3 separate regions of the Mus musculus genome follow, and regions 2 and 3 are each linked to region 1. Evidence: chromatin loops called from intact Hi-C (ENCODE). Cell type or tissue: left cerebral cortex. All regions are shown on one strand. Each heading gives the region's core, and the rest is flanking DNA. Links, peaks and the distances in the headings are about the cores only.

Evidence for each region. A loop is a pair of places that touch in the nucleus more often than their neighbours do. Peaks named below come from ENCODE experiments on the same cell type or tissue, not always from the same donor. Only the 100,000 strongest peaks of a DNase experiment are listed, where the experiment ranks them.
Region 2: it touches region 1 in a loop (3-fold over the local background); 16 of 42 quality-filtered maps call a loop at or near these places.
Region 3: it touches region 1 in a loop (2.0-fold over the local background); 3 of 42 quality-filtered maps call a loop at or near these places.

Annotation. Positions count from the first base shown.
Region 1 is chr4:127,314,020-127,324,828 of GRCm38, reverse strand. It overlaps Gja4 (gap junction protein, alpha 4), which reads left to right and starts at 10,790. Exons shown (of 2, transcript NM_008120.3): 1 at 10,790-10,809. In left cerebral cortex, for the core only: CTCF peaks have their summits at 4,968 (motif pointing right) and 7,471 (motif pointing right); DNase peaks (open chromatin) are centred at 4,982 and 7,500; H3K27ac peaks cover 88 bases.
Region 2 is chr4:127,229,705-127,240,513 of GRCm38, reverse strand. Dlgap3 (DLG associated protein 3) reads right to left here. Exons shown (of 12, transcript NM_198618.5): 9 at 6,495-6,979; 10 at 5,455-5,546; 11 at 4,986-5,129; 12 at 3,492-4,364. The coding sequence ends at 4,146. It overlaps Gm52707 (a long non-coding RNA gene), which reads left to right and starts at 6,952. Exons shown (of 3, transcript XR_003955281.1): 1 at 6,952-7,154; 2 at 9,117-9,480; 3 at 10,075-10,809. In left cerebral cortex, for the core only: CTCF peaks have their summits at 4,314 and 4,603 (motif pointing left); DNase peaks (open chromatin) are centred at 5,630, 6,568, 7,840, 8,279 and 3 more places; H3K4me3 peaks cover 1,017 bases; H3K27ac peaks cover 5,638 bases.
Region 3 is chr4:127,164,365-127,175,173 of GRCm38, reverse strand. Dlgap3 (DLG associated protein 3) reads right to left here and starts at 5,970. Exons shown (of 12, transcript NM_198618.5): 1 at 5,809-5,970. In left cerebral cortex, for the core only: CTCF peaks have their summits at 5,739 and 6,567; DNase peaks (open chromatin) are centred at 6,005, 6,603, 6,806, 7,408 and 7 more places; H3K4me3 peaks cover 5,380 bases; H3K27ac peaks cover 5,448 bases.

The sequences.
Region 1 (10,809 bases), core at 1,842-9,841:
ACATCCCAGCCTCGCCCAGCTCAACTCTGTCAATTTCCCCCAAACTTATTCACACCAGCTGGAAGAGAGTCTTGGCCTGCCCACGTGGAACCTAAACTCAAGGTGCTAGCTAGTCTAGGGGAGTCAGAAACACAGACTGCCTTACAACTCTGCTCACAGCCCCACCCCAAGTGTGCCCACGACCTGTTGTTTAAGGGAAACAGCATCCCAAGCCAGCCCCAAATGTGAAACTGAGCCCTGTGCAAGCATAGACCAACCCTCGGGAACATGCAGTGACCATTAAAACCAACGGCGAGAGGCAGTGGGCTGCCAGCCAATGAGGGCAAAGAGAAGTCAGGGCACCTCAAAAACACAACAGGCTGTGGTTCACCTTTGCTCTCTGTGGCCGTTAAGGGGTGGGTAAGTCAACCGGGTTTAACGGGCTCAGGGCTGTGCCTGTGAGAGACTGTCTATATTGGGCTAATGTGAGGAGATGCGAGCTAAATGTGGGCAGCACCGTTCCAGAGATTTCGGTCCTGGGCTGAATAGAAAGGGTGAAGGTACCAATATGCAACCAGCTCTGGGCTTCCTGGCTGGAGTGACCAAGCTTCCTCATGCTCCTTCCCCTGTAAGAGATCACACCCTCCACTGTGGGGCAATAGAAATAACTCCTAGAGCACCCGAGGATTGGTGCAGTCTCAGGGGTGGAAGGTGGGGACCAGTGCCAGCGGGATAATGGGCAGGGGGGAGAGGATGCATTTTACCATAGGAGCCAATAATCCCCACCTCTCGCTGACCCAACCCAACCAGAAGGCAGAACACAAGGGGGCCTGCTGAGGCTGTGGGTGACAATGAGTCTCCCTGGGCACAGAGCGGGGTGGGGTAGGGTGGGGTGGGGAGAACCTCTGAAGGGCAGAAGGACCCAGCTCAACACTCAGAACAGCTCCTTCTGGAAGGAACTGCTACAGAGATCAAAGGAGACACAGCATGTAAAACATTAGCACAGTGATGTTGGAGCCAGGAAATACCTAGGTGTGACCGTGTCTGGGAGAGTCTCTGGTGGTGGGGCTCTACCCAGGTAGCTCTCTGCTTGGGCTGGGTGGTTACAAAGGTCCCAGGGAGGGGTGATCGCTACCTGTTTGCTGCTACATATTTCAGAATTGTCTATCTTTTTTTCCTTTAATTTTTTTTAGATCATGTGTGTGTGTATATTTGTCTGTGGGGGGTATGTTTGTGTGTATGAGTGCAGGTGCCCAAGGAGTCCAGAAGAAGGGGACAGCTCCCCCTCGGCAAGGGCTCTTAACCACTGAGCTACCTCTCCAGCCACACACCACTACCAAAACAAAACAAAATAAAACCCCACATCCCATTTCCCCTTCCAAGTGAGGCTCAAGCATCCTTGCCTGGGCCCGCCTTCCTGTCCAGCCTCTTGGGTTTGTGGAGAATAACATGGGCATCCTGCATTTTATGGCTAAAATGTACCTATTCGTGAATATACAGCGTGCATGTCCTTTGGGGGAGTGGGTTACCTCGCTCAGAATGATATACCCAAGATCCATTCTTTAGCCTTCAAAATCCATGATGACTTTGTTTTTCTTAGCTGTATAGTATTCCATTGTGTATATATACCACATTTTCTTTACCCATCCTTCAGTTGAGGGACATCTAGGTTGTTTCCAGTGTCTGGCTATTATGAATAAAGCTGCTGTGAACATAGTTGAGCCAATGCCTTTGTGGGATGGTAGAACATCTTTTGGATATATGCCCAGGAGTGGTCTTGAGGTAGAACTATTCCCAGTTTTCTGAGAAACTGCTAAATGTATTTCTAAAGTGGATGGACAAGTTTGCACTCCCACCAGCAATGGAGGAGTGTTCCCACTTGCTCCACATCCTTGCCAGCATGTGCTATCGCTTGAGTTTTTTATCCTAGTCCTTCTGATGGGTCTAAGATGGGACCTCAGAATCGTTTTGATCTGCACTCCCCTGATGACTCATGATGTTGAACATTTCTTCAAGCACTTCTCGGTCATTCAAGATTCCTTTGTTGAGAATTCTCTGTTTAGCTGTGTGTGTGTGTGTGTGTGTGTGTGTGTGTGTGTGTGTGTGTGTAGCAGATATGCAGCTTAGTCTTCATGTGGGTCCCAACAACTAGAGCAGGGTCTATTCCAAAAGCCACTGCCTGTCTGTGGGATATGTTCTTCTAGCTGGGCTGCCTTGTCTGCCCTCAGTGGGAGAGGAAGTACCTAACCTCTCAGAGACTTGAAGTGTCAGGGTGGGGGGATACGAACAGGAGGCACCCACTCAGAGAAGGGGAGAGAGTGTGGTGGAAGGACTGTGGGAGGGAGTGACCAGGAGGGGGACAGTGAGCAGGATGTAAAGTGAATACGTTTTTAAAATCAATTCATTAATTCATTAAAATATTCAGGAGTTTCAAATCGCTTCTTGGCTGGAAGTGGGGCCTTGTTTCACTTCTCAGAACTGGGGTTTTGTCTGGCTTGAACACATGCAGGGCTGGTGAGTACTGTCAAGGTCTCTACGAGCTCATGTGTGTACCAGCCCTCTTGTCTGCATGACACTCTTTCCTTTGCAGTCACCCACCAGGTTTCCTCCTCCTCTGCTGCACGGAGGATCCCTAAGCCCTAAGGGGAGGGGCTCAATAGAGGGATTGGTGCCTGCTAGATAAGGGAAAATTAGTTTTCTCCAATGGAGTAGCACTGGATAGATCCACCACACTGCAGGTCAGACCCCATGCCCAGGAGTAGTTGGCTAATACAAACCAAACTCCATGGTCTTGGTGTGGTTTGGGTATTTTTGTCTTAATGCTTTAAGTTTGTCTTGATTTTCTCTTTTGTTTTTGTTTTTCCTTTTTTGAGAGAGGAAAAAACATGATATTGGGTGGATAGAGAGATGGGGGAGATCAGGGAGGTATTGGGGGAGGAAAAAGAATATGATCAAACATATTTATGAAAAAATTAATAGAAATTTTTTGTTGTTGTTTTTTCGAGACAGGGTTTCTCTGTATAGCCCTGGCTGTCCTGGAACTCACTCTGTAGACCAGGCTGGCCTTGAACTCAGAAATCTGCCTGCCTCTGCCTCCTGAGTGCTGGGATTAAAGGCGTGTGCCACCACTGCCTGGCTAGAAATAATTTTTAAAAAGAGTTTCAGGTCACCCAGGCTGGCCTTGAACTTGCTATGTTGCTGAGGAGGACTTTGAACTCCTGATCCTCCTGCCTCTATCCCCTGAGTGTGGGAGTTACAGGTATGGACCATTATGCCTAGTTTTATGATAAGGATCAACCGGAGATCTTTGTGCCTGGTAGGTGTGATGGTTTGAATGAGAACAGCCCTTATTGGCTCGTATATTTGGATGTTTGGCTCCCAGTTAGTGAACTGTTTGGGAAAAATTAGGAGGTGTGGCCTTGTTGGAGGAGGTGTGGCCTTACTGGAGGAGGCATGTCACTGAGCTGGGCTTTGAGCTTTCAAAAGCCCCCACCAGGTCCAGTCTCCCCATCTCTCCACCTGCAACTTTCAGATCAGATGTGAGTTCTCAGCTACTACTCCATCTTATGCCTACTTCCCTGCCCCCATGTTCCCCGCCATGATGATAATGGATTAAGCCACTGAAACTATAAGCCAGCCCCCAGCTAAATGCTTTCTTTTATAAGTTGCCTTGGTCATGGTATGGTTCTATTGTTACAGCAATAGAACAGTGACGACGACACTAGGCAAGCACAACCAAGCTTCATTCCTAACCCCTCCAGCATCTTCCAGAAAATCAAGCCAAAGCCTTCAATATGAGACTGGCTGAACTGCAAAGACAATTCATGTCCCAGGCCCAGAAGGTGTTAAAGTAAGGGCACTAAGTGGTAAAGAGTGGGGTCCTGTAACTTGGAATGGAGATGTGTGGGAGGACCAAGGACTTTCGATCCTCAGCAGAAGATGTGCTCCCATCCCCTGCAATATTTTCTGCCTTTGACTGAGGAAATTAACCCTTCATTGTCTGCTAAACCAGCATGAATTTCTCTTAAGGAGATGCCAGGCAAGCCAATACTGATGTCCCCCAGGGCCCACCAATAGTTGTCTCTAGATCTATAACCAGACCAAAGCTTAAGGCAGTCTCGTAGCGGAGAGATAGAAAGTGTGGTTCGCAAGGAAGTACTACTCATGAGGTACTACTAAGGAGCTTAATGAGTTTGCTAATTAATTCAAGCAGAAGTCTGAGGAATATGTGTGGGAATGGATCTTAAGGGCATGGGCTAATGGTGAACGGAACATAAAACTGGGTCAGGCTGAGTTTATTAATATGGGCCCATTGAGTGGAGATTTTTAGGTTGAATGTGGAAGGTGTTTGAATGGTTAGATAAAGCATTTGTCAAAAGATGGCCGACTGAAATGGAGTTAAAGATGCCCGATATCCCCTGGTTTGGTGTTGATGAAGGAAGTTGAAGGAAACCATGACGTCAGAGCAGGTACCCTATGTAAAACCTAATTCTCCACAATGGAAAGGCCCAGAAGATGTGCCATTCACTAATCCTGTGGCGTGCAAAATGGTGATAGGTGTACCAACACATTTGAAGAGCTCTGTTATTGCCCTTTTCCTTGTGCCAGACCTTAGGGTTGGAGGCGCTGCTGCACCGTTGCATGAATTAAGTGCAGTGGGTTTAATTGAGCCCCAAAGTAGAAAGGAGCAGGGGCCAGGTGGCAGCCCTGAATCAACAAAGGCAAAGTGATCAGAGTCATAATGGCAGCATAAGCAAAGCAATGTCATAACGGCCTGCCCTGTAATGCACAGGCAAAGGGATGTTTGTGGTGGCATGACTTTTGGGACGGGATAATCAACCATGGTGTTTCCTGGCATGGAATAGATAAGATGCCTACTAAATTTTTGCCCAGCCCTGGGCATTGAGCCTTTGACAGAGATCCATTCAGTGCACGGATCCACCAGGAGTTTGTATCTTTCTGCAGTCATGACTAAGTTCACAGCAATCATCACTCTTACCACTAGGTGGCACTCATGTCCCTTTGGAGTGCACCTCTTCCCTTCTGGGAGGCTTGAGGGGTCAGAGCAGGCATCCTTCATTCCTGCCATGGATGAAGATGCCACTTAGAAGTCTCCAAGTCAGAGTGTAGTACACGTGGGCACCACACCCGACAGCCCCAGACAACCAAGAGAACTTTTTGTCTTCATTCATTCTAGAACACAGGACTGTGTTGTGTGTGGACTGATTTTGTGTTGTTCCCCCCCCCCCCACCTCCAAACCATATATTAAAATCCTACCCTCGGTGTGATGGTATATTAGGTAGTGGACCTTTGGAAGATGTTTGGGTCAAGAGTAAACCCCTGTCAAATGGGATTAGTGTCCTTATAAAAAGAGACAGGAGAAACCCAGTATGGTATCACCCACCTAAACTCCCAGCACTTGAGAGGCTGAGGCAGGAGGATCATCAGTTTGAGGACAGTTTGGTCCACACAAGGAGACTCAAAAGACAAACGAAAACGAAAGGGTGTGGGATGAGTTGAAAAACGGCTCAGTTGGTTAGAGAGCTTGCCTAGCCTGCACGAAGCCCCGGGCTCAATCTCCAGCACCCACAGAGCTGAGTGTAACAGCGTTCCCTTAATGTTAGCATTCAGCAGGAAGAGCTAGAGGATCAGAAGTTCAAGGCTATCCTCGGCTATATGTGGAGTTTGAGACCAGCATGGCCACATGAGGTTGTTGGGGGGGGGGGGGGGAGAAGGGAGCGGAGTAGCTGAAGGGAGAGAAGAAGAGGAGGAGTGGAGGAAGGGAAGAATTTTTTTTTAAGGATCTTTCTGTCCTGTGAATATGTCAGTCAGATGTCCTTTCCCAAGAACCTGGCCATGCCGCATGACAACTGGTCTCTGGCTTCCAGACCTTCATGGAAGGAACATTTTGGTTTAAATCATTGAGGCTCAGGTATTCTGTTGACAGCAGCCCGGCCTAGGTAAGACACCCCCCGCCCCCCCACCTCCTGCTCCTGACCCTGGGAGGCTGGCTGAAGAGGAACTGAGAATCACACAAACATTAGGGAGTTGGGATTCCCAGATGGGAAGGGGCAGAACCATGGTGACACCAGATCCCTCCCGGAGCAGAGCACCCTGTCGTGGACTGGCCATGAGCTGTGACAGCAGAAGCCGACCTGGACTTGCTACCAGCTGGCCTGCCACCTGATGCAGTCTGCACGCGTCTGCCTGTGTCACTCGCATAGTTTATATTTTAACACGTCCTGATGGGGGGACATGCTGCAAAAACCCAAAGGGAGACCACAAGTTCCTCTGTCCCCAATGATCAAAAGTCATCTCTGACAGGGCCTGACGGTATCCGCCCTACCCGACAACTAGCCTTTCACCTTCTTCAACTCCTTTTCAATCACCTGTCTCAGTCACGCCGACCTCCTCATTGCCCCTCAGGGAGGAGACACCAAGGCACACCCCTGCCTCAGGAACTTGACACCCAGGTTCTCTGCACCTGGAATGCCTAGGCAGCCATGGGACTTCCTTCTTCCTTAGAGGCTCAGCCTCTGTGGCAACTGTTTGGTGCAAATTTCTCTTCTATAGGAACTTGAAACTGGATACTCCGTGTGCTCTGTGCCTCATGTTCCCTACACCCACCCCGCCACCATATTTGTTTGAATCACTAACCATTTTTTTTTTTTGTATTTTATTTTTGGTGTTTTGTTTTGTTGTCTTTTCTGTCTTCTCACAGCTAGAAAGTAAAGTCCAGGAGGCTAAGAATCTCTTGTGTTCTCTGGCTGCCGACAGTGTCCGGACAGTGTTACAGCATCAGAAAGCACCCAGTAAGCGTATGCTGAATTGGTAATTCCATCTACAGGCCTGGTGCCCTGCTTTGCGCTGCTTGCCTGCCCGTAAGATGCTTCCAGTGTAATGGGGCAGGGGAAGCAAAGAGAAAGGCAGGCAGGCATTCAGTGGATACCACTTCCACCTGGCCAGAGAAACCATTCTGGAGATATGTTGCATAGCAATGTGAATATATTTGATACAGGTTGAAGTTAACTTGGTTGAGTTGGCAGGTTTTGTTTTGATAGGGGTGTGTGTGTGTGTGTGTGTGTGTGTGTGTAAAATGAGGCCCTCCTACACACCCACTGCATCTGTGTTAAAGGTCCTGCCAAGCTGACTGATTAGAACTGTAATTATAGGGAGCAGAAATGTTAGCGGGTCTCAAGTCAAATTACCTTAGGTTATCTTTACCACCCCCAAAGACAGGTATCGCCCACCTCTGCATTCCACCTAACACCCTTGGGACAATTAGGTAATATCTTTGGAATACACAGACTCCTAGCTTCCACCAATCCAAAGGCTAAGAGCATCCTGAACGCATCTGAGGCCAGCAGGAGGGACTTCCCTGCTTTGCCAAGACTCAGATATATGATGTTTCTACCAGTTTATTTTCTTTTCTAAAAGATTTATTTTATGTATGTGAGTACACTGTCACTGTCTTCAGACACCAGAAGAGGGCATCAGATCTCATTCAGATGGCTGTGAGCCACCACGTGGTTGTTGGGAATTCAACTCAGGGCCTCTGGAAGAGCAGTTCAGTGCTCTTAACTGCTGAGCCATCTCCCCAGCCCTTTTCTTTTAAAGATATATTTACTTTATGTATATGAGTACATTGTAGCTGTCTTCAGACACATCCAGCTGCCCATTCCGGATGGCTGTGCGCCACCATGTGGTTCCTGAGAATTGAACTCAGGACCTCCACTGAGTCATCTCTTCAGCTCTTCTACCATCCATAGTTCTTAAAACACTTTGTTCTGTTATTTAAAAACAAAAACAAAAAACAAAACAAAACAAAACAAAAACAAAACAAAAACCTTCATAAAACAGTTGCCATGATGAAACATGACGTTTGGGGTAACTTAAATATGTGTTCCCAGGGCATGGTCGGTCATAGTTGGCTCCAGAGATAAGAACTGTGTTCTGATTGAGACAAGATCTTGTATAGTATGAGCTAGCCCATAACTGGCAGTCCTCATGAATGGTGGGATTACTGGTCTATGCCACCGAGTTGTGTGTGTGTGTGTGCATATATACATATATAATGCATATATATATATAATTATATATTAAGTCATATGTGTTATAAATCTATATTTACATATCATATAGTATTACATATATTAACTACATCTAAAAAGCTTTAAACAAGGAATTGCAGGGCATATCTGACCCAGTGGAGGCCAGCAAAGGAACTTCTGGGGAAGATGACAGACATCTCAGCGAAGACCTGAGGGGCTGGAGGCATCCACGTGTGAGAGTTTCCCACACGTGAGGCTGCTCCGAGAAGACAGAGCCATGCACAAAGGTAGGTGCACACAGACACGACAGAGAATGACTGGATGGGGCTGGTGACGGAGTGCCGGCCTGGCATTGAAACAGGGCAACCTTATAGCCAGGTTTCTGCAAAAATGTAGAGGCTGAGTGGAGGCTAGGAGACCATCTGGGGTCACTGAGTTGGTGGCAGGCTGAACAGGGTCAGGACAAAAGGGGTGGGGGTGAAGAGTGACGATCCAGGGACATTTTCCCTCAGAAGAGTTGACTTTTGAATATTGTGTTGGTTGGCCCCTACCCCTTCTTCATCTGTGACACCTGATCTCAGAGTCCAGGAAGGGGTTGGAGCAACCTTGGCATCACCCCGAGGTCCTCAATGAGCTCCCCTGCCCCCCACTTCCCTGGGAACCAGATGGGAGCAAAACCTTCAAAAGGATTTGAGGCCCAACCTCAAAGGCAACTCGGCAGAAAAGCTACCAGAGCAGACACTGTTCCCACGCCTTCAAGGGTCAGAACTACGTCGGCGCACTTGTCCCTAGTGGAATCCCAGGAGGCTCCGTTCAGCCCTGCCTGTTCCGGCCCTCAGAGAAAGAGAGGCCTGGAAGGGAAAGCCTGTCTAGCCTGAGCTCAGGCAGTAACCATGCTGGTCTGCAGTCTGAGCCTACCCATGGACTGCCCCGGCCCAGGAGGCCCCAGCCACTTCCTCACCCTCAGCTGCCCTAGACCCTGCCAATCCTAGGCCCCAACCTCCCTTGGCTTTTCTGCCCTCTCCTGGAACAGTGCAGATCCTTTCTGTCAGGCCTTGTGATGGTCTTGGTTGGATGGTAGGTAGGTTGGTCATACTTGGGACAACAAAGACAGAAACCTTGTGCCTGCACAAGCCTGGCATGGGCTCAACTGCTCAACTACACCGCCAAATTTCTTTCTTTCAACATTTTGAGGCAAGAGTCTTGCTAAATTGCTGACTGTCCTTGAACTCTCTCTCTCTCTCTCTCTCTCTCTCGCTCTCTTTCTCTCTCTCTCTCTCTCTCCCTCCTCCCTTCCTCCCTCCTTCCCTCCCTCCTCCTTCTCTTCTTCCCCTGCCTCTCCTCTCCCTGACAATGTCTCATGTACCACAGGCTGACCTCAAACTCACAAAGGAGAAGACAGCCTTGAACTTCTGACCTTCTTGCCTCTTCCTCCTCCTCCTCCCCCCCCCTCCTGTGAGGTTCCAGGCATGTGCCACCTGGTTTATGTGCCACCAGGGCTAGCTAGAACCTAAGGCTCTGTGAGTACTGAACAAGCACTCAACCAATATTTACACCCCAGCCCCATACCATTGACATTTTAATTCCTCAGCCTCATCTTTCCACAGAACTAGGATTACAGGCTGCCTGTACCACCATGCCTGTGTATTTGTGTTTTGTGGAGTTGGTTGTTTGCTTAGACAGGTTCCCACCATGTATCCCAGGTTGGCCTGAAACTCTTGCTCTGCCTCCTTCAGCCTCCCAAGCTCAGGGTTTACATCTCAGTGACTTCAGGTCCTCGCTCAAACCTTTAGAACCAATACAGCACACTGGGGGCTTTGGCAGGCCCTCCGAAGCAGGTATCCTTCCATCACTATTCGGTAGGGTCAGGGCAGAGGAGGGTAAGATTGACCCTCGTTGCTCTGACAAGCCTCATGGTTGGGTCCCCCAGCCTCTTCTGGGCGTTAGCACAAGAAACCAAACCTGGTGGCTCCAAGGTAGTGATGCTGTTCTGCACCGCCTGGCTTTCTCAACCCCTAACCACACCCCGTGATGCCCTGGATCCCACCTTTACACTTTTACTGTTACCCACGGGGCTTACCCTGCTCAATTTCTGCATCTAGTAAGGAGGGTAGGAAACCAGGCCTGGCAGGCTTATTGTGGCTTTCCCAGCTGCAGGCGGATTCTTAATCCCACACTCTTCGTTCACAGTGAAGCAGGGCTCTGCCTGCTTCCAAATTCCCCAGGAAGATCTTTCCTCTCTTTTAGAGGCATCGACTGGAACCCAGCTAAAGGACAGGAGCTTCCCTCCACTTCCACTCTCAGATCAAAGGACCCTAGAGCGTTCCTAAGTGACTTTTGATGGTATAGCCTGCCCAGGATTGGTGAAGTAGAGACCCCTAGATCAACCAGATTCTAGAAAGGGAGAATTCTCACCCCTCTCCAATGTGGGTCCAGTGGCCTCAGAAGCTGGGCACACGGATGAGTCTCCCTTCTTACCCCACCCACTCCTTACAGCCTCCGGACCAGGTGCCAGATCTGCCAGCTCCTCTCGCTTAAAAAAAAAATCGCCTTCACATCCTGCTGCGGACCTAGGGAGGGCACTGGACCTGGGGGGGGAGTGCAGTCTGGGATACCGGAGGGCGTCAGAGCAGAGAAACAAGACAGCTTCCATCTCTCGCAACCAAAGAAGCACAATCTGGGCGGGTCCTGGGAGTCTGTCCCTCCCAGGCCCCGCCTCCCTGCTCCCCAGAGCCCTCTGGCTGGCGTTTCCTGCCCTAAACCCGCAGCTGCGCGCTA
Region 2 (10,809 bases), core at 1,452-9,451, 84 kb after region 1:
ATGAGTATTTTGCCTACATGGCTGTATGTGCATCACGTGCATGCCTGGTCCCCAGGGAGGCCAGAGAAGGTAACAGAGCCCCTGGAGTAGGATTTACAGACAGCCATGAGCTGCCATGTGGGTGCTGGGAATCCAATCTCAATCCTCTGCAAGAACAAGTGGCCTGAACCACTGAACCAACTCACTAGCACTACCAGTTATTTACTGTGGAGATGGGATCTTGATATGTTAGCTAGGCTGCCTCTGAAAGAGGCTCAAATGCTCCCCCTGTCCAGACTCCCAAGTAGGCAGGGTTACAGGTACACACTATTGTGCCCCGCTACATGCATTTGGTTTGGGTTTATTTATTTATTTATTTATTTATTTTTGCTCTTGTTGTTTTGCTTTGTTTAAGACAGTCTCACTGGAGGGGCGCTGTGGTGATGCATGCCTTTAATCCCAGCACTTGGGAAGCAGAGGCAGGAGGATTTCTGAGTTCAAGGCCAGCCTGGTCTACAAAGTGAGTTCCAGGACAGCCAGGGCTACACAGAGAAACCCTGTCTCGAAAAAGAAAAACAAAAGACAGTCTCACTGAACATGGTGTCTTACATGCCTTTAATCCTACCACTTGGGAGGCAGGGGTGGGTAGAATCAATGTGAGTTCAAGGCTAGCCTGCTCTACATCATGAAACCCTGTCTTTAAGAAAGAATCTCATATATACCAGAATAACTTCAAATTCGCTATGTAACTACAAAGGACCTCAAACTTCTGATCCTCCTGCCTCCACTTCCCACATGCTGAGATTACAGACATGTGACATCACACCCAGCATTTGCCATCTAGAATTAAGACCTCCCAGCTCCAGAACTCTGTTCATTATGAAGGACCTAGAATCAGCGTTCTGTTATAGCTGTATATGGCACGAGCTCAGCTCCTCTGAGACCAGGTCCCTCTTCAAGCTACAGCTTTCTGCTCCTGTGCCTGGTTACTATCAGGCGGAGAGCCACTTGTACCCAAGGACTATCTCTCCTAGGTCACAAGACCAATACCAAGAGACCACCCCAGATTCTCAATCCTGAGGACATTTTATTTTGATAGTTTTGAGACAAAAATCTCTCTATGTAGCTCTGTCTGTCCTGGAGCTTGCTAAGTAGACCAGGCTAGCCTCAAACTCAGAGACCTCCTTACTTCTTCCTCCCAAGTGCTGGGACTAGGGTGTGTGCCACTCTGATGGCTCCTGGGGACATTGTAAGCATACGCTCAGAGCAGGACGACCAGACCTACTGGCACTGGCATGCTTGAGCCTACTTACATCACTGCATGATTTCAGGAAACCTAGCCCTGTTTCTGAGCAGGGACACAGACCCCTCTGAACACTGGAATGTGGCCTGAGGATAATGCAGGCTGAGTCGCCCTAGCTTCAGGATTAGGAATAAGGAGTTTAAGCTCTCCAAGTTTGTCTCCTCATTGGAAAGTCACAAAATCTGCTACACAGAATTGTTCTGATCACTCAAAACTTACAATTTTCAGGACTTTAAAAAAACCGAACAAACAAAAAGCAGTCTCAAGAGGAGTAGTGTTACCCAGGCCCCATCTGGAAACCCAGTAGAAAACAGACAGTGGGGCTGGAGAGATGGCTCAGTGGTTAAGAGCACTGACTACTCTTACAGAGGTCCTGAGTTCAAATCCCAGCAATCACATGGTGGCTCACAATCATCTATAATGGGATCTGATGTCTCTCTTCTGGAGTGTCTGAAGACAGCTACAGTGTACTCATGTAAATAAAATAAATAAAAATTTTTTTAAAGAAGATAGACAACGTCCAAATGTTCCCACACTTGGTTGGGGGTCAGAATCACCTGCAGTGTTGTTTAAAGCCCATTGGAGGGGGCTGGAGAGATGGCTCAGCAGTTAAGAGCATGGGCCTCTCTTCCAGAAGCCCCAGGTTCAATCCCCAGGCCCCACCTGGCAGCTCACAACAGTAGCCACATGCAGCTCCAACCGTCCAAAGTCTTCTTCCAGAGGACCTAAGCTTTCTTCTGAATTCCGAGGTAACACATGTCACACACAGACATGTATACAGGCAAACATCCATGCACATAAAATTAAAATGTAAAAGGGGGCATGCCTTTAATCTCAGGACTCATGAGTCAGAGACAGGAGGGTCTCTATCATTTTGAGGTCAGAGTGGTCTACAGAGCAAGTTCCAGGACAGTCACGGCTACACAAACCCTATCTCAAAAAACAAAACAAAAACAAAACAAAAACAGAAACTAAGAGCTGGGTAAAGTGGGTAAGGATAGTAGGTAAAGTGATTATAAAAATGCGGACCCAAATGTGGATCCCCAGAAGCCACACATTAGAAACATGGCACGGAAGTGGATGCCTGTAATCTCTGTACTGAGGAGGCAAAGATAGAAGGACGCCTGGGGGTTGGTGGCAGCTATTAGAGCAGAAAAGACAAACTGTAAGCCTGAACCTCAAAAACCAAGCTGGAGAATGACCAAAGACACACACTATTGACCGCTGGCGTGCGCGCACGCGCACACACACACACACACACACACACAATTTTAATAAGATACCTCCGTGGTGCCTGCCAGAGACTAACATTTGCTGAACAAATAAGTAAGAATTGTCTGGTCCAGTGTGGCCCCAAACATCAGCCAATACCAAGGCTGTTCTCCTCTTGCCTCAGGGTAAGACATCAACCGGAAGGGACTATAAAAAGGGCTTTTGGGGGGGAGGGGGAGGGGGCTGTTGTCAAACTCCTTCTAAATTGGAAACATCACAGATCTAAAAAGACGTCATGAATTGGCCTCGGACCTGACTGGGCCCACTACTTCTAGCTTTGTGACTCTGGAGAGCCCACTTACGCCTCCTTGAGCTTCATAAGCCCTTTCTCTCTGAGGCACTGGTCCCTTGGCAGACCCTCAGGAGGCATTCAAAAACCTAGGAGTGCCTCCTTTAAGTTTCTCAGTGAAGTTGTGTCCTTTATAACTCCTGCGAAGTGTCCACCCACAGGAAGCATCAGAGAAAATGGCAGTGCGAATCTGGAGTTTGCAGCTGCTGACTGGATTAGGCTGGAGCAAGGAAGAGCACTTGCCTGTCCTCTTTGGAAAGCGAATGCGCATTCGGTGATTTCTAACAATAACCAGGGCCCCACCCACCCTCCCACCCCATCTATGCTCATTTGTACACGTGCCGTGGGCCGAGCACTGAACGTGGGACAAGGCTGGGAGGCAAAGGGACCTGGTTTGAATGAGGGGCGAATGGGTCCCTTCCCTCTCCTTTACACACCAGCAGGACCCCTCTCAGAAGGCACAAGTCCTTATTGGGATGACCGGGATCCCCTTTCTCTCAGCTAACTCTTCTCCCAAAGGGCTTAGACAACCCCTGAGGTCCCGAACCAAGAATGCTCAAGCTCCTGGCCCTTTGTCTTCCTTTCCCACACCCCCATCTTATTAGACACCCCGGCTCCCCCAGGTGGCCTCTTCTGGAGAGATTTGGCTCCGGTGCAGTTCTGCGGTTTTATTTTTCCTGGGATACTCAAAGGGATGTGGGAACAGCCACAGGTGTGGTGAGGGAAAGCCCCTGTCTCCCCTCCCCAGATGTGGGAAAGGGGAGAGGCCCAGGCGCCCTGGTCCTGGATTGGTCCAGCCACTGTGGTCCCTGGGCCCTGTGGGCAGAGGGCTGAGGGTGGAGCCCTGGGAAGGTGGGGCGGGCTCCTAGGCGGGGTTCGGGATTCTTCATAAAAAGCCACGAAGCTTGATCCCCACGAAGCCCAGCCCCGCGGGGTGTGGGGGGGACGCAGAGCCCAGATGGGGGACCCGGCCCGGCCTGGCCCGTGGAGGGGTAAAATAATGGCAGAGATGGTGCCCATGGGGGGAAAAAGGTGAGGGGGTCAAAGCGTCGGACCAGGAAGATGGGAGTTCCAAGTGAGGGGCGCAGGGCGGAGAGGCACGACCCCCAGCCTAGCCCGGGCGCCTTTGCGTGGGATCAGGAAGGTAAAAAACCCACGAAAGCGCGGCGGGCAGAAGCCGGGGCGTGCGGTGCCGGCAGGGCGGGCGCACGGAGCTGCCCGCGTTCACAGTGACCTCGACGCTGGGTGTACAGTACGGGTAGAAAACCGCGGGCCCGGGTCGGACTGGGCGGCCCGGGCGGGTCACAGCCTGGTCTGGGCCTCGGGGATGTAGATCTCGATGCTGTCCGCGCTCTCGGTAGCCGAACTGTGGCGGAACGAGGCGGCGCGCTTGGCCGCCAGGAGCCGCTTGCGCGCTTCCTGCCGCTGCCGGTCCACCGAGTCCAGGGAGCGCTCCTTCACCGGCACGCCCCGCCCCCGCGAGGGCTTCTTTGGTATCGGCGGAGGGACCTTCTTCTCCTCCTGTCGGGAGAGCGCAGAGCTGAGCCGAGCCGCGGGGAGCACCGCAGCATCCCTACTTGCGCCCCGTCCCCCGCCCTCCCCCCCGTGCAAGTTCCCCATGGGATGGATTTCGTGAGTCTCCCAATGGGACAGCGTCTAGAATTGGCCACATCGCTGGGACTGGAGGCTTGCAGGCGCACGAGGTCAAAGCTGGTCAAAACCCCTGTACCGGTCTCCAAAGAATAACGGGCTCGAGCGCCCCCTGGTGAAGCCGTTTTCAGCTAGCACCTACATGCCGGCTGAGGGGTTGTGGGGAGCATTGTCAAGGGCTCCAGGGGCTGGCCTAGTCTCACCTGCGACACTCATCTCAGACATAAGTCTAGCCAGTAGAAGGCTGAACATCGCCTAGAAAATCTAGCTCTACTCCCCACATTGCAGCTGGTCAGAGGTGGCCAGTGTGCAGCAGTGTGAACAGCTGGATCAAGCACAGGGCAATGGCCAGGGAGCATGGCTGTTTTATCTAAAGCTGTTCCTGCTGCCCGTGCGTCTGTTTCCCTGTGACTTCTCCACACCCACACACCCCTTTCTGAGAAGGACATTACAGAGTGTGGCTTCCTGGTCTGACGGGTCCCACAAGCACACCTTCGGCTCCAGGAGTTTCCAGCTGTTGGCCTTGAGTTGTTGTAGTTCCAGGAACTTGAGGGTCACATCCTCAATGGAGAGCTGCAGGAGGTCCCAGAAACCGGCCAGGTCCTGGAAGGTGGGCACAGGGAACGCAGTGGGGTCCTGCCGTGGTGGGACACACAGGGGGGGGGGCAGCCAGTCAGGGAGGTCTGACCCCAGGCAGGCTCAGGGAACGCTATGCTCAGTCTAGGGAAATGGGTTGAGGAATGGGCAACAGGGACAAGGAAAAGCCAGGGTCTCTCCAGCCTGGGCACAACGGGCCCAACCTTGAGGCTCTGTACTCCAACAAGTCACATCTGACTTTTTTTGGGTTCTTTGGGCCACACATAAGCCACCCTTCCAAGTCCACAGACCTGGTCCTATCTCTCAGTCACGCTGGGTCACCTGTCAGATCCACACACCTCACTCTCTCCTCACAGACACTCACCAAGCTTTGCTGACACAGCCTGAAGAACTGCTGGACCTTCTGAGACAGGAGAAGTTGCGTACTGCCCACGGCACTGCGAATCTTCTCTAAGACTAAAGAACAGAAGGAGGCTCAAGGGGCTGGGGGCGGGGGTGAGATCTCTCTTTCCTAACTCCCCAGGAAGTTGAGATGCTCACTTCCTGACTAGTGTACTGGCTCATCTCCTCCAGCCCCCTTCCCATCCTATACTCAAACTTGCCTACAACAGCTCCTATCCAGCCACCTCGAGAACTTTCATCCTCAGTGAAGCTCCTTCCATTACACAGCCTGCATTTACCAAGTGCCGATCCTTCTGTAGGAGGAAGGCCTCCCACCTGTGTTCCCTGTCTAGCCCTCCAGCCCTGGCCAGAACATCAGCTCAATGGTCAGTCACTGGCCGTATTCTGTCACTAATCAGTACATGCCTCCTTGGTTTGTTAAAAATTTTGATTCATCTCTGGTTAGGGATTCTGTGGGAAGCCTATGGCTCCCTTCAGAGTGGACTCATAGGGAAGGGGTATACTGTTTGTGACAGGGCTATCTTCCATGCCAACCCTCCCATTTCTTCCTCAGACTCGTTCTTGCTTGAACTGCCTCCTCTGAATTCCTCACTCGCTGAGGAATCCCAGCATCCCCTGGGAGAGTCCCATCTTAACAGCTCAAATCAGAATGTCTGTCGTGTGGTCCCAGCCTCACTGTCAAGCTTAGACTGGATTGCTACACTTGCTCAGATTTGAACAGATTGTTCCCCATGGAGTTAGTGACTTAGACTGGTAGCTGCCTACTAGAAAATCTAGCTTTTGGCCTGGTCATGATCCTCCTAAGTCCTAGCCTTGGCCTCTAAAGATGTCCTGTTCCCAGTAAGAACTTCAAGTTCTAGCACTGAAGGACCAAGCATGAATGGGAGGGACCTGCTGGTGCATTGCAGCCAGGGCTACCATCATGATACCCTGCGCCTGCCCACGCTATCCAGCACAGGATGCCAGCGCCCCTCTCCCCTGTGTGGATGGCAGCGGACTCACTCTCCTCGGGCAGCTCATAGTCCTCCGCCTCACGCTCCATCTGCTGGCACCAGTGTTCCAGTTTCTCCACCTCTGCCCGCAGCATCTTGATGAACCACTCGCCATCCCGTGGGCAGGGGGACGTGCGGCCTGAGTCGGGGAGGCTACGTGAACCCCGCTCCATCCAGGAATCACGGCGGCCGGACCCGGGACCGGGGGCTGGGACAGGGGTAGGGCCAGGCGACCCATCGGTGGCCGGCGGCTCATACGGCAGTGGGTAGCCCTCGCGGTAGGCCCACTGGCCCTGTGTGTGGACCGTGCGGAAGACTGAGTAGGTGGGGGCCCGAGGGCCGGGCTGGGGCTCAGAGGCGTGCCTCTGGAAGGAGCGTCCGAACTGCAGGGCCTTGTCTTCTGTGGCCACAGTGGCCAGGCCGGCCAGGCCCTCCAGCTCCAGGTCTGCCTGCACACCGGCTGTCACGCTGTTGGAGCGCTTGAACCTCGCCCGCCTGTGGAGGGAGATGCCTATCATTTCTGCTCCTGCTCCAGTCACCCCAGGTCACCACCCTCAATCCAAACTCCAAGCCCTCCCCCAAAAATGGAAGGAAGGCTGTTGTGATGAGGAACCTACAAATCAGTGGCCACCAATCCATACACAGGAAACCAATTAAATCCTTGGAGCTGGTAGGTACCCACTATACCTACTTTTTGCACTGACACTAAACAGCCAGTAGCAGTCAAAATATTTAACTGCCTGTACCTATGACCAGAAGAGATGCTGGAATACTCCAAGCAGCGCAGACACTGACCTACAGACCCCAGCTTTGGGGCCCTGGTGTTGGTAGCTTTTGACCAAGGCATTCAGAAACATTTTGTTATTTCTTTTGTTTGGAATTTTGCTGGTTTGAGACAAGGTCTCCCTGTGTTCCCCCAGGTTGACCTGGAACTCACAATGGATCCCACACAGTGATCCTCCCGCCTCAACTTCCCGAGTACTGGTATTATAAGTGTTGACTCACCACACCCAGCTTACAATAGAGTATTCTAGAAACACTGTCTAGGCTGGTTTGCCCTGGCTGTACGGTATTTCCTGGACCTGCAGAATAATGAGTACATGGAGCTCAAAGAGGGTCCCAGGTCACCCAGCTTCAGAGTGGCAGAGCCAGGATGTGGCCCAGGGCTGCACCAGCTCCAAGAAGCCGCCTGGGAGCAGCTTGGAATGGTGGGGGCGTACAGCGCTGGAGGAGACTTCACCCCTGGGGACCCCAATGGCTCAGCCCAGAGCCTGGCCAGACAGTCTGCCAGAGGCAGTGGAGCTGAATTAAGTTGTTGGCAGGGATGGCACCGGGGCCTGAACGTTTCTTGTCTTTAAGTTAATTATATGCAAATCCTATGCAAAACAGAAAGTCAATTGGCCTTGTTCATTTTTACCCACTCTGAGTTCAGAGTAGGGGCTCTTTTTCTGCAAGGAAGTCAATGAGCCCCTGTGAAACAGAAGGTGGGGGGCAGACAAGACTTTAAGGAGTGGGAGTTAGGTGGCGGGTAGGGAGGGCAAAGGGGAACAGAAGTTGAAATAGTCTGGGAATTAGAGAACCTCAAAGAAAAGGTCCATGGGTCTTTGTCTACCTCCACCTCCTCATGGTCAAAACAGACCAGGGTCCTATGGGACATCTCCAGGGGCCTGTCCAGTTTCCCAGGAGACTCTCCCAGCCTCCCCCCAACCCCTACAACTTCAACCTTCCTCCTGTGGCCCAGGCCTTCTCTCCAAGCCTGCCTGCCTGCTTCCTTCCAGCTGGCAGGCTGCCTGCTGGGAGCCTGTTGCCATAGAAACCAGACCCAGAAGGATGCTGCAGGACTCAGGAAAGAGAGATGCGCTCGCTCGTGTGCAGTCTCCAACGAGCCCTATGTCCCCACCCCCACCCAGAGAGAGGAAAAAAACCCATATTTCCGTTGCTTCCCATATGCCCTTCACCTTGGTATCTGCCCTGGGCACCGTTCATGTTCACTACTGGCCCAGGGCTACCTCCTATCAGATACCTCTGCTTTCATTCAGGACAGCAAAAGGGAAGGAGGTACCCGGGACCAGGGAGCACACCTGAGTTCTAATGCTGGCTTTGTCACTGTGCCTTAGGGAAGTTTTCCATGCAGGCCATCTAATATGTATGAAGTTGCATGTAAAATACAGTCAAGTAGCCCCCAGTGGTGGTGTACACCTTTAACCCCAGCAACTCAGGAGGCAGATGCAGGCAGGTATCTGTGAGTTCCAGGACAGCCAGGACAAAGAACAAATAGTCCGATTTTAAATGTACTATATATAAATACATATACATGACAAATACCATATACACACATATAAAACCATAGGAATGTGGTTTAATGTCCCGTAGGAATAGGACAATCCTTGCCAATGTATTTCCTGTCTAAATATCTTGTGTATGTTAAAAATCTGGAGCTGAGCAATCCCTGCCCAGACCAGTATTCCTAAGGGTAAGCTCTTTTGGGTCATCCCCTTGCTCAAAACCCTTCCCCATGCCTCCCCACTACCAGCAGGGGAAAGCTCAAACTTGGTGTTAGCCCTGACCTGACTCTGGATGCACCACATCTTCAGCCTCCTCTCTGCTTTCTCCTTTGACCCCCCTAAAATAGATTACATCCTGACCACCGACTTCTCTGAGTTCCCCTGCCTGAGATGGCCTTTTTCATTCTGGCTTCCTGACATTCTCTGCTCAAGCCCCTGACTGCCCTCAAGATCACTCGTCAGCTCTGCAGCCCCTCAGCAGTCCTCCTGCATTTAGAACAACCCCACTATTTTGATTAGTCTCTCTTTCTGATAACAGCCAGGTATGGCTGGCTATACTCTCTTGGTTCCCTAGGAATACTTGTGCTTTTGAACTCCAGTTGGCCCTCTAGTTCCTTCTAAGCACCAGCGTTTGCCAACACTGGGGGTCACGATATGTTTTCCCAACAACTACATTTCTGAAGAGGTACCATCTCAACGTGTTTCCCTGCTGTAAGTTTTGGTTGTTTTGATGGTTGTTTGGTTTTGTTTGGTTTTGCTTTTTAAGATTTATTTATTTATTTTATATATGTAAGTACACTGTAGCTATCTTCAGACACACCAGAAGAGGGCATCAGATCCCATTACAGATGGTTGTGAGCCACCATGTGGTTGCTGGAAATTGAACTCAAGGCCTCTGGAAGAGCAGTCAGTGCTCTTAACCACTGAGCCATCTCTCCAGCCCTGGTTTGGGTTTTTGTTTGTTTGTTTTTGTTTTTTTTTTTTTTTTTTTTTTTTGAGACAAAGTTTCTCTGTGTAGCTCTGGCTGTCCTGGAATTCACTCTGTAGACCAGGCTGGCCTCAAAGATCCACCTGCTTCTGCCTCCCTAGTGCTGGGATTAAAGGTGTGTGCCACCACTGGCTGGCTCCTGCTATAAGAGTTTTGAGTCCTAAACAACCCCACAGGCTCTTGTGTACGAACAATTGGTCCCCAACTGTGGACAATGTTTGGGAGGTGGTGGAAGTTTTGAGACCTGGGACCTAAGTGGCAGAAATGGGCTACTGCACCGTGGGCCTTGAGGACTATCTGTTCTATTTCTGATACAGGCCTGGGCTCTCCGCTCCCTGATCTGCAATAAAGGAACAAGCCACAGACTCCTGTCATCATGCCTGCCCCCAGTGACAGCCTGCACTCTCTGAAACTCCAACCCAAAGTAAAGTTTTCCTCCTTGAAGTTGCCTCTGGAAGGTCATTCCCCATTCAACACACTATGCTCTTGGGCTCCACTGGTCTGACGCCTTCATCTGACCTCTGGGAAGTCCTGAAAGGATTCCACTCATCGGACTCCACACTATCTAGGACAGAAACACCAAATACACTAGGCTTTGTGGGTCTAAGCCCCCCTCCTCAGGAAACCATCTCAACCCATATATCCCAAGGTAGGCTGAGGGAGCTGAGAAGCTACTGTGCTCGGTGAAGCATGGCCCTCAGATATCATCCCCAGCTAAAAGTGCACAGGACAGGCAGGAGCCAGCCATCCTTGAGAACTAGGCATTAGTGTGGGACCAGATCATAATAAGAGAACATTGCATCTAAAACCCCAAGGACACCTGGACACTTCACAGGTAGGTGAACACAGTACAATACATAGCAAGAATGACCCAGAGAGGATAGGGAGGGGGCAGAGTCAGGAGAAACTGAGATGGCTCAGTAGGTGAAAGTGTTTGCTGCCAAGCCATAGAACCTGAGTTCAAACCCCCAGGTCCCGCAGAGTGTAAGAAGAGAATCAACTCCTTCAAGTCCTCCTCTGGCATTCCATGGTGCATAGGTTCACATGCACGT
Region 3 (10,809 bases), core at 1,859-9,858, 150 kb after region 1:
CACTGGATCATGAATAGCAGGACTCTCTAAGGGGCCAGGGAGAAGGGGGTGGACACCAAGCCTTCCATGAGGGGGTGGAGGGGTGACTGCTTCAGGCAGTAGCAGCAGCTCCAGAGCCTTATCAAAGCTGTTATGTAACCAAGGGAGCCGAGTGGAGCACAAACACCTCCCCTCCCCAAACAGGCACCCACACCCACACCCACCACCTCCCAGCACCCACAAGCATACGAAAATCAGCTCCTCTCAAGCAGCTCAAGAAGAGGGAATCATCTTGTGTTACATCAAAAACATGATGGGTGAAGGGCCCCTCATTAACCCGGAGTCCTATGAGGGGAGGGAAGGAGACTGGTTCAGTTTGAGACCTCTGGAAATCTCTCTCACATCTTGAATTTCCTGCCACACCCAATGGCTGCCCAGAGTCCTCTGGAAACCGTTCCCTGCCCCTCCCACTCAGAAGGATCCCATTTGAATATTTGATTGTGCTCTTGGGGATGGGAGGTGAGCTGCCATCAACCCCTCCTGCCTGTTGTTTCCCCCACACACTGTCTCATCTGCATGTCCTGACATTTGGCTCTCATCCCCCTGGGATGACAAGGAACGGGACCTGGAGAAATATAACTCCTTGCTCTATTCCCTCCGTGGTTACAAAAGCAAAGCAGAAGAACCCAGATATTTCACATGACCCTGACCGCAGGTCAGTAGGGGAAAAGCTATCCAGAGAAACTGAGCGTCGGAATCCAGAACTCCTCCTTCCATTTGGATTTTTTTTACTCCCCCAGATCTTCCTTTTCCCTGCTGCCCTGTCTCCAGTAGCCTCCTCCTTCTCTTCTCCATGGCACTGAACAACCCCACCCACTCCTTGAATCCTTTGCTGAGAAATCTTCCTCCCCAACAAAAGTCTCTCCCAAATGATGCATTGAGCCAGGGCTGGGGATGGGCAGAGCACAGCAGACTTTCAGAATATTTTAGGGTTCCTCTTCTCAAATCTAAAGTTATGGTTTAGCAGGTTGGCACCAAGTGGCCAATCAATTTTCTTGAGCACCATCCACTATAGTCTACCCTGTCAGACTCAAACTCGGAATGTCTTGAGTCTGAACTTCTGGGACCCAAAGGGAAACTTATGTTCTCACCCAGGGTCCATAAGTTTGTTGTACTAGTATGATCTCAGAAGAATAAAGCTCACGGCCACGATTGCATTGCCCCTTCCTAGCCCCACACTAACAGGTTTTGGCAAGAGGAAGGCGAACTCAAACAGGGAAAAGAAAGTCCTTTTACCAAATGCCACTAACAACTGTGAGGCCTGAATTCATAAGAATGACCTCAGAATTTATAATTCTATCCAGGGACTCTGCCCTTGGAAAGTGGGTCACTTGGGAGAATTTTTCTAGTGAACCCTCAGTACTACTGCCCAGGCACCTTTCCGTCAACGGCTCAAAACCCTTTCAGTACCCGGGACAGCTCCAAAGGAGCGCTTCTCTGCTGAGGCTCATTCAGCACTGGGGACAGTTCCCACAGCCACCCTGCAGGGGGGGCGGGGGGGTTCCAAAGCGCAGACAGCAAGAAAGAAGCTTTACCCAAGGAAACCGCTCTGACCATAAAACTCCCACCTTTGCTCCAGTCCCCTGTCACACCTCACATCCCTCCCTTCCCTGAAGGTCTCAAAAGAGAGAAGAAATCCAGACCGGGAGAAGCTAGAGAGAGGACCCCACCCACCTCCTTTCAGTCTTGAGCCTCTCAATACCACTCACAGCTGGTTCAAAAAAGCATTCTCCTTCTTAACCACCACCCCAAAATAAAATAAATACTCACGTGGGGGCTCTCAGCCCTGTAGGCAGATGTGCTGGGAGGAGGAAGGAAGAGGTAGCTCCCCACACCCTGTCCTGAACCCCCTTTCTGAAGGAGCCAGCTCCCATCTGGACTGGGGGGAGGAGAGGCATGTGGAACTACTGAGTGAGGGGAAAAGAGAGGGGAAGAAACAGGAGCGGGGGACTGCAGGGCGGGGGTGTTGGGATGGGGGCGAGGGAATCCTTTTTAATTTCATTCTCTCCCCATGTCTACATCAGCCCTGCAGGCTCAGCTTTTTAATATTTACACACAGGAAGAGGAGAGGATGAGAAAGAACAGAGAGCAGGGGGAGGGGGGCAGGGGCTACCTGAGCTCAAAGGGCACGGAGGCAGAAGACTTGGAAAGCTGAGAGCTTGGATTCCCTGTATCACCACCCCCAGCCCACTCCCATACTGAGCTCTGGACTGGAAGGAAGAAGAACCCTGGGCCCATTCTGTCCCTTTGTTAACAAGATACTTTGAAGCTGCATCAGAAAAAGATCAGATCCCCACCCACATACCTGGACACCCCCACAAACCCAGATTTCTTGGGTGCCTTATGTGCAGATGGGAGAGGCAGTATTCATACACAAGTGTGCTCGGATGCCTGGAGTGTGTTTGCCTGTGGGCTGCGGTATATGTGCACATGAACATGTCAGCTAGCATGCACAAGTTTATGAAAGCATGAAGCTAGTCACACATTAACCACCCAAGAAATCAAACCTGTGCGACCACATTTGTAACTCAGCTCCCAAGCCACCTTACCTCTTTGCCCATGGCTCCCTAGCAAAGAAACCCAGGGGAAAGGCCATCCAGCCTTCTCAGACTCTCTTCTTCCCAGGCCCCTCCTTCCTAAGCCTCACTTTTTCTGTCTGTAACATGGGAAGAAGGGCTAATGGGAAAGGATGCTGCACTGAGCCCAGGGGCCCAACAAGTTATTAGCAACGATGAGCTGGCAGCTTGTTACCATAACGATGGTGCCACCGCCTCACCCCAGCTCAAACCCAGACTCCCCAGACGGCAGGAGGCCCGCTGAGCCAGCAGCCTTCAGACTGAAGGGGGGTAGATAAAGAGGGAATTGAGACATGATGCTTGCGGAGTGGAGGGTACACAGCTGCTCTTCCAACCCCCCACTGAGAAACGAAGCTTTGACTCCCCCAAGTGGGAGTAAAATCAAAGTCTGAGAAGGCTTCTTGACCATGGGGGTAGGAAGACACTGGGAAAGTCTCTATAGCTTGTCTCAATAAGCTTCATGATTATACTCTCTCCCAACACACACACACACACAGACACACACAGACACACACAGACACACACACACACACAGACACACACACACACACAGACACACACACACACACACAGACACACACACAGACACACACACACACACACACACACACACCTCAATTTCAGTCACCTGAAACCAAACAGAAAGCCCCTCATTCAACAGCAGTTTCCTCTCCAGTAAAAATGAGGCCAATTATGTTTACCATTTGCTCTAAACTCCTGGAAGACTGGGCCAGAAAGGGTTCAGGCAGCTACACACCCTTTTCAATCAGACAAGACTCAGAAGTTTTTCTACCCAGCAGAAGCCCAATAAGGGGGGGAAAATTGCCAGCCCAGTGAGAGGCAAAAATGCATGGGAAACTGTGGGGGAGGGGGGAGAAAAGCACCAACATCAGCTGCAAGAGATGCAGATGCTAAACGCCAGGCAGCTGCTAAAAGCAGGCATCAAGAAAGAAGGAAGTCTGAAGTTGGGCCTAGAGCAGCGCTGGTAGCCAGCTAGAACTAAGCCAAGGCCATGACCTTCCTCTGTGGTGGGTCTGCCAGGTATCCCCATCCCCAGAAATACCTGTAACCTCCTTTATTCAGAGCAGAGTCCCAGGCTGACAGATTGACAGCCTTAGACATATTGAGTCTTCATTTCCCCTACCCGCCTGCACATTCGGCTCTGAGGGGGTTGGGGAGTTTGGGGATGGAATGTGAAGGTTAGGAAATTACCTGTGGGGACACTAGTCTAGGAATCCACAGGTCCATCGGGTGACCTTGAGTAGGTCTCCTCTCTTTCAGATTCCCCAATTTGTAATTAAGAGGTTGGATCAAGTCGACTGTAAAGGTTCTTCCTCTGCCTGTCATTCTATAGCTTCCTGCAAGCTCATTCCTTGGATGTGAGCCCCCTGGCACAAAATGCAGTGGGCACTGCCTGCCAGATCAGTGGGGCAGTGGGGGGAGTGCGGGGGCTGCATTTGAGGCTGTTCATCCTGTATTCACGTTCCTTTTAGAAACACCTGCCACCCTAGCCCTCCCAGCTCTCTTTTTAGACCCTGATTCACTGCCAACTCACGAAGCTCTCCCTCCCCTCCCTCCTCTCTTCTCCCTCATCTCTCTCTTTTAGGCACTGACAGCTGGGTACAGAAGTAGACCCCACACACGCACTCAGGGGATAGTGGACAGAAGTGGAGGGCAGTGATCCAGTGTCAGGGAAAACACACTAGAAAGTCCTACTCTCTAATTGTGGCCTAGCTGGGTTTCTTGGGTCAATGGAAGACCTGGGTGAGAATGTTTCTCTACCACTGTCTGGCAATGTGTGATTGTGAGAGATGCAATGCATTTCCCAAGCCTCAACATCCTCTTCTGCAAATTGGCATCATAATAGATTGAGCTGTGTGGAATGGCTGTTTTTGCAGGTTAAAAAACACAACAACAACAACAACAAACAACTGCTCAATACTGTCAATTTCATATGGCTTAACCTGACAGCATCTCAGCTTGCTTCCAAGGCAGTTAGAGAAACAAGAAGAAATGAGAGGAACAATTTTTCAAAAGTCCTAGACTGATACAGATACATTCTTCTATTACTACTTCAAGGAACTAAGTACAGACCCACCTGAACCGTGAGCTAAACCAACGACCCAGAACTTGGAGATTTGGGACTTGGAACTCTGGGAAAAAGCCACCTGCTCCAATGACTAACAAGGTAGATCTTCCTCCTGGCCTCCTCATTCTAAAGGGCCTTTGGCCAAGCATCATTGAAATAACACAAGCTCCTAGTACTCTTCACCCTCCCCCAAAAAAGTATCCCCACACACAGGTATACAGCCTTAGGCTCACCACCAGCAGGGACTCAGCATGAGGGAAAGATACCAGTGACTTCGCAGAGGGTGCCCCAGGAAGTAGATGAAGGTGCAGAGTGCTCTTGTCTGTGTCCAGGATAAGGAGACTCTGGAGGGAGGGGGCGGTCTGACCTCGGGAAAAGTAGGATCTTCCCGTGCTAAGTCCCACCAAGAATGGGGGCGGGGCAAAACCCAGGTGTGGGTGAACCCTGCTTGGATGTATTCCCACACAGTCACACAGTACACATACCCAGACCCATTCACAGAGATAGTCGCACATGCACATGCACACGCACGTCCATTCATACACACACACTCAGACACCTACATACACAGCCACACAGTGCCAGCACACACTCAACCACACATATGTCGACAGACTCATGGACGGTTAACACCCTGAACGCTCACTGCATTACACTCACTCACCCACAGACCCACACGGTGACACCCTCATCACATGCACGCTCACACACCTGCAGAGGAAACTTCTTTCCGGATCTCCCCAACACCACGACTTCCCCCCACAGCCAGCAGGCTACTCCCTCCCAGACCCAAGCTTCCATTCCAGCCGGGCAAGGGCTGGGCGGGCGCTGGCTGGCCTCCCGCGGCCCCAGCCGGGACAGCGCGTCTGCGGAGCGCGTGGTCCCCAACCCGTCCCCGGGGTCAGTCACGCCGGCCTCCAGGCCCAGGGTGAGGCCGGGGGCGGCCGCAGAGGCCCAGCCCCTCCCCCCCATCTCGGGGCCGGAGTCCAGGCCGCTGGAGCCCCGGGCGTGGGCGGCGCCGGGGCTGCAGCGGGGCTGAGCCTGGGGGGCGCTGCAGAGGGCGCGGCAAGCGCGGCCCGATCCCCACCCCTCCCGGTTGCTTACCTGGCCCGGTCGGGCTCCAGCCGGGGTTACATGGTGCCGGCGGCCCGGGCCGGGGGCGCTGCGGCTGCGGGAGCGAGTGCGGGCTCCCGGACCCGACACTGCGGAGCCCCCGGCGGAGGGGCCGCGCCAGCTGCGGAGCCCCGAGCGAGTGCTGAGCGGCCGCGGGCGCGGGAGCCGGAGGCGGCCAAGCCACGGAGGCTGGATTTCCCGGGGACCAGGACGGGGAGGCGGGGGGATCCCGCCCGCGCGCTCCGCCCCCGCCCCCGCCCCCGCGCAGGGCGGCCGAGCCAGGAGCCCGCGACAGGGAGGGGGCCCGCGCTCCCCGCCCCCGCAGCGGCCCCGCGAGGACCGAGGTCGCAGCCGGCGGGCAGCCGCCGCGGTCCCGGAGGAGCGCCCGCGTCTCTGAGCGACAGCGCCGGGGAGGCCCAGCTCGGGGGTGCGAATGTGGTCCCCCGGGTCGGTGTGTACCGAAGACCCAGGAACCAGCACATTCGGTGTCACGACCGCGCACAGCAGACCTGGGCACCGGGACCCAAGCCCAGAGCGCGGGCAGCTGGGGGAGACACACGGCTGCCTCACCGAGGCAGTCACACCCTGAATGTCACACACAGCCTCCCCCTCGCAGGCACGTCCTCTTAGGCTCCTGTCCTTAGTTTCCCGGGTCTGTAAACCCGACCCCAGCTCTTGGCCTGGGCTCTAGGAGTCCCCCTTCTCCGCACTAGTCCCTTCTGCCCCACCCCTGCCAGGGCGGGGCGCTGTGCCTGGCCTCCGAGTCTTTGACAGGCGTCCCTCACCCACAGTCCGCCAGCGGAGGCAATCCCCAGTGTGCAGGGATAACCCCGCTATACCTGCCGTCTTAGCTGGGGGCCCCACCCGTGCCCACTGTGCCCGCCCACCTCTGGGCCCCGAGCCAGGGGCTGTGCCATGGCGGGGGTGGGGTAGAGGGGGGAAAGGGGACTGTCCGAAGCACAGCGCGAAGCTGCAGAGCCAGGACACAAGCTGCAGAAGCGCTGAGAGCTGACTGCAGCAGTCCCTGGCTGGAATCCGTCTTGGCGCCCAGAGCAATGCTGTAATGGGGGGGAGGGGGCCGCGTGGGGAAGCCGCAGGAGGAGGGGCTGAGGAGATGGGGGAGGGGCCGGTTCTGAATTCTGACTTTCCCGGCGGGTGTTGAGGGCACGCGGGCGCTCCAAGTTGTGGTAGAAGGCGAGCTACATCCTCTACCTTGTCTGGTATTGAAAACTTAAGGTGGTGAGGTGTGGGCTTTGGAGCCTTGAGACAGTCCACCACCCTAGGGACAGACCTTGGGAGATGTTCTGAGTCAGGGTCCCCAACAATGACTCCTATTTCTCTGTATTTCTTTGGTGTCACTGTCTCTCCTCCTTGAGTAACCGGGCAAACTGAGGCACGGTAAGTAGAATTCGTGGGTCCTAAGGAGCTAGAACCTGGAGCCAAGCCCACACCCATTCCCTAGAGGGACCTTTTAAGGTGCCACATTACATAAATGACAAAAAGGGACCTAGAGGACCCTTCCCCCGCGGGAAACCAAGCAGTCTAGTGAGATGAACAGACTAGCCAACTATCTTACCGCCCACGAGACCACTTCAATCGTCCCTTCAATCATGTAGTGAGGCTGCAGACAATTCCCAGACCAGCATTTATTCAGCCAAGAGCAGATGTCAGAGAAAGTAAGATAGAAAGTTGGTTCAGGAACACTTTGTAGAACTGAGAGAAATGTCTCATTTCCCATGGAGCATAAGAACAGTCATCATGTAGAATGCTAAAAGGTACCGCCATGCTCTGTCAGTTCTAAGACGTATTCTGTAAACCGGAAGGCATTTTACAATGAACACGGACATTTAGTATACAGCTTTTTCTTCTTTGCCATTACCAAAGAGCTATGTTTTCACATTGAGAACCTAAGGGCTGGTGAGGTGGCTCAGCAGGTAAGGATGCCTGGTGACAAACCTGATGACTGCGTTACATCCCCCAAGCCCACACAGTAGAAGGAGACAATAACTAATTCTCCCAAGTTGCTCTGACCTCCACACAAGTGCAAGCATCGCAGCCCGTGCCCCCATACACACTAAATAAATTATTAAAGTTTAGATTTTTTTCAAACAAAATCAGAAAGAACACGATGGAGTTCCCGTCCTGGAACCTACTAATTAATCAAACAGGTTTACCTCAGATAGAGAACACCAATCCAGTAATTAATAAGGACAATAGTTATTTAAGCCACTAATAAAGGCTCTCTAGACCAACTCCCTGGAAATCTGACCTCTGCCATTATTCACACACAGAGAAGGACCTCATTCTCTCGCACTGTCCCATCACCACTGTCTATCGATTGTGTGTGAGAGAACATGTATGTGGGGGGGAGGGGCTCGTGCACATGTGTGCACATGTGTATAACAGCATAGGACTGTCTCTGGTGTTCTTCTTTAGACACTATCCACTTTCTTTGAGGGGATGTGTCTCTCACTGTCCTGGAGCTCAACAAGCAAGTTTGATTGGCTGGCCAGTGAACCCGAGATCCTGTTATTTCTGCCACCTCAGCCTGGGGATTACAAGTACTCAGTACCAGGACTAGTTGTGGGGTTTGGGTTTTTTTTTTTTTTTTTTTTTTGGTTTTTTTGTTTGTTTGTTTTATTTTTTAAATATGGGTTCTGGGCATCAAACTCAGGACCTTGTGTTTGTAAAGCAAGCATTTTACCAATTGAACTATCTTCCCAGCCCATCTTGAAATTTAAATAAAATTTTAACATGGGGCTTCAACACTCTGTAAAGTATAACCCCTAGATTAGAAATTCTATGTCTGGGCTGGGGAGATGGCTCGGCACTGACTGCTCTTCCAGAGGTCTTGAGTTCAATTCCCAGCAACCACATGGTGGCTCACAACCATCTGTAATGGGATCTGATGCCCTCTTCTGGTGTTTGAAGAGAGTGACCGTGTACTCACATACATTAAAAAAAAAAAAAAGGAAAAATAAGAAATTCTATGCCTAACAGGTAGACACAAATGTATTTTTAAAGTCTAGAAGCAGGGGTTGCTGAGATGGCTCAACAGTTAAAAGCATTGGCTGCTCTTCCAGAGGACCCAAGTTCAATTCTCAGCACCCACACATAGTGGCTCACAACCATCTGAAAATACAGTACCAGAGGATCCGATACTCCCTTCTGGCTTCTGAGAGTACTGCACACGTGTGGTACACAGACATACATACAGGCAAAAACACTCACACATAAAATAATAAAATTTTAAAGTCTATATGCAATAGTTAGCTCTGTCTAGGTTAAGAAAGGCAATCAAGAATGCATAAAGAAAGCACTTTAGCAGAACCAGAAAGATTGGGAGAGTTTTGGGTCGAAACATATGTGCAAAGATATGTCACCCAACTGTCAATCAACCAAGACATATTGGCACATGTCTGTTCTCTAAGCCTTCCAAACTAAGGAAGGAGGTCATTTATTTCAAAGCCATTCTGCTATATACACTGTCTTAAAGCACCAGGCAGAGGTGGCGCACGCCTTTAATCCCAGCACTCAGGAAGCAGAGGCAGGTGGACCTCTGAGTTCAATGGCAGCCTGGTCTACAGAGTGAGTTCTAGGACAGCCAGGGCTGCACAGAGAAACCCTGTCTTGAAAAGCCAAAATAAATAATAAAATAAATCCTGGGGGCGGTGCAGGGTGCTGGAGAGATTGTTAGTAAGAGCATTTGCTGCTCTTGCAGAGGACCAGGCTTCAGCTCCCAGCAGCCGCATGGTGACTCTCAACTCCAGTTTCAAGGGATCTGATGCTCTCTTCTGATTTTATATATATATATATGCTGGCAACACTCACACACAGAAAATAAAAACAAAAACAAATGAACTTTTAAAGTGATAGGTAAGGGCTGGCAATGTGCCTCCGATGGTAGAGTGCTTGCTTAGCATGTTTGATACTTACAGGCACCATATAAAACTAGGCACGGTGCTGGGCGTGGTGGCACACGCCTTTAATCCCAACACTCCGGAGGCAGAGGCAGGCGGATTTCTGAGTTCGAGGCTAGCCTGGTCTACAAAGTGAGTTCCAGGACAGCCAAGGCTATACAGAGAAACCCTGTCTTGAAAAACCAAAAAACAAACAAACTAGGCACAGAGGTACCCATCTGTAATCCCCAAACCTGGGGAGTAGAGACAAGAAGATTAGAGGTTCAAGGTCATTCTTTACTATTTAGTGAATTTGAAGCCATCCTGGGATACATGAGACCATGTCTTACAAAAAATAATATATATATACATACATATATAAAGTAAAATGTAAGATAAGCTTTTTAAAAAATATTCTTAAATATATCAATGTGCTAGTGAGAAAACTAAGTCCCAAATATAAATGAAAGCAGAACCAAAAAAGAACAGAGCATGAAGCCAACTTTAGCACTGAGGTCTAGGTAGAACTGTTGCAAAAAGGGTATCATTTGAGGCTGGCCGAGCTGGATTACATGGAAGGTGTCCAAGCATCTGCCTTCTGTGGACCAGCCTGTTCTTGCTATACAGTAGCTGGCCCATGGGCCGTGCTCTTCTTTGGTAGCTTCAGCCCTTCCCATGAAAATGAGCACTTCACACCTTCCTGAAATATACTGTGGGCCCTGCAGTGATCTTAACCGGAAGAGAAGGAAACGCTTGAAAAATGAATCCTTGGAGAAAGAGATGCAGTGCGGGGAGCAGAGAGGAGCAATGCCAAGGACGTGTCCGTCTTCCAGAGGTGCCCAAGAAATAGGGCATATTTTTCATTTGATGTTTTGGTTGACCTTAAGAGCTGTGGTTTGGTAGACTTTTGGCCTCCAGACTCTTTTAAATGGAAAGTAGCCCGAGAAGAACTAACAGAGAAACAGGACAACTGAGCTTCTGGGATGTGTTGACCCTAGCACTGCAAGTTCCACCCACAAACCATTCTTCTTCCATCTATCTCTCTCAATAAAATACCTTTAAGTTGATAAAAGAGAGTGATGAATTCTTCGAC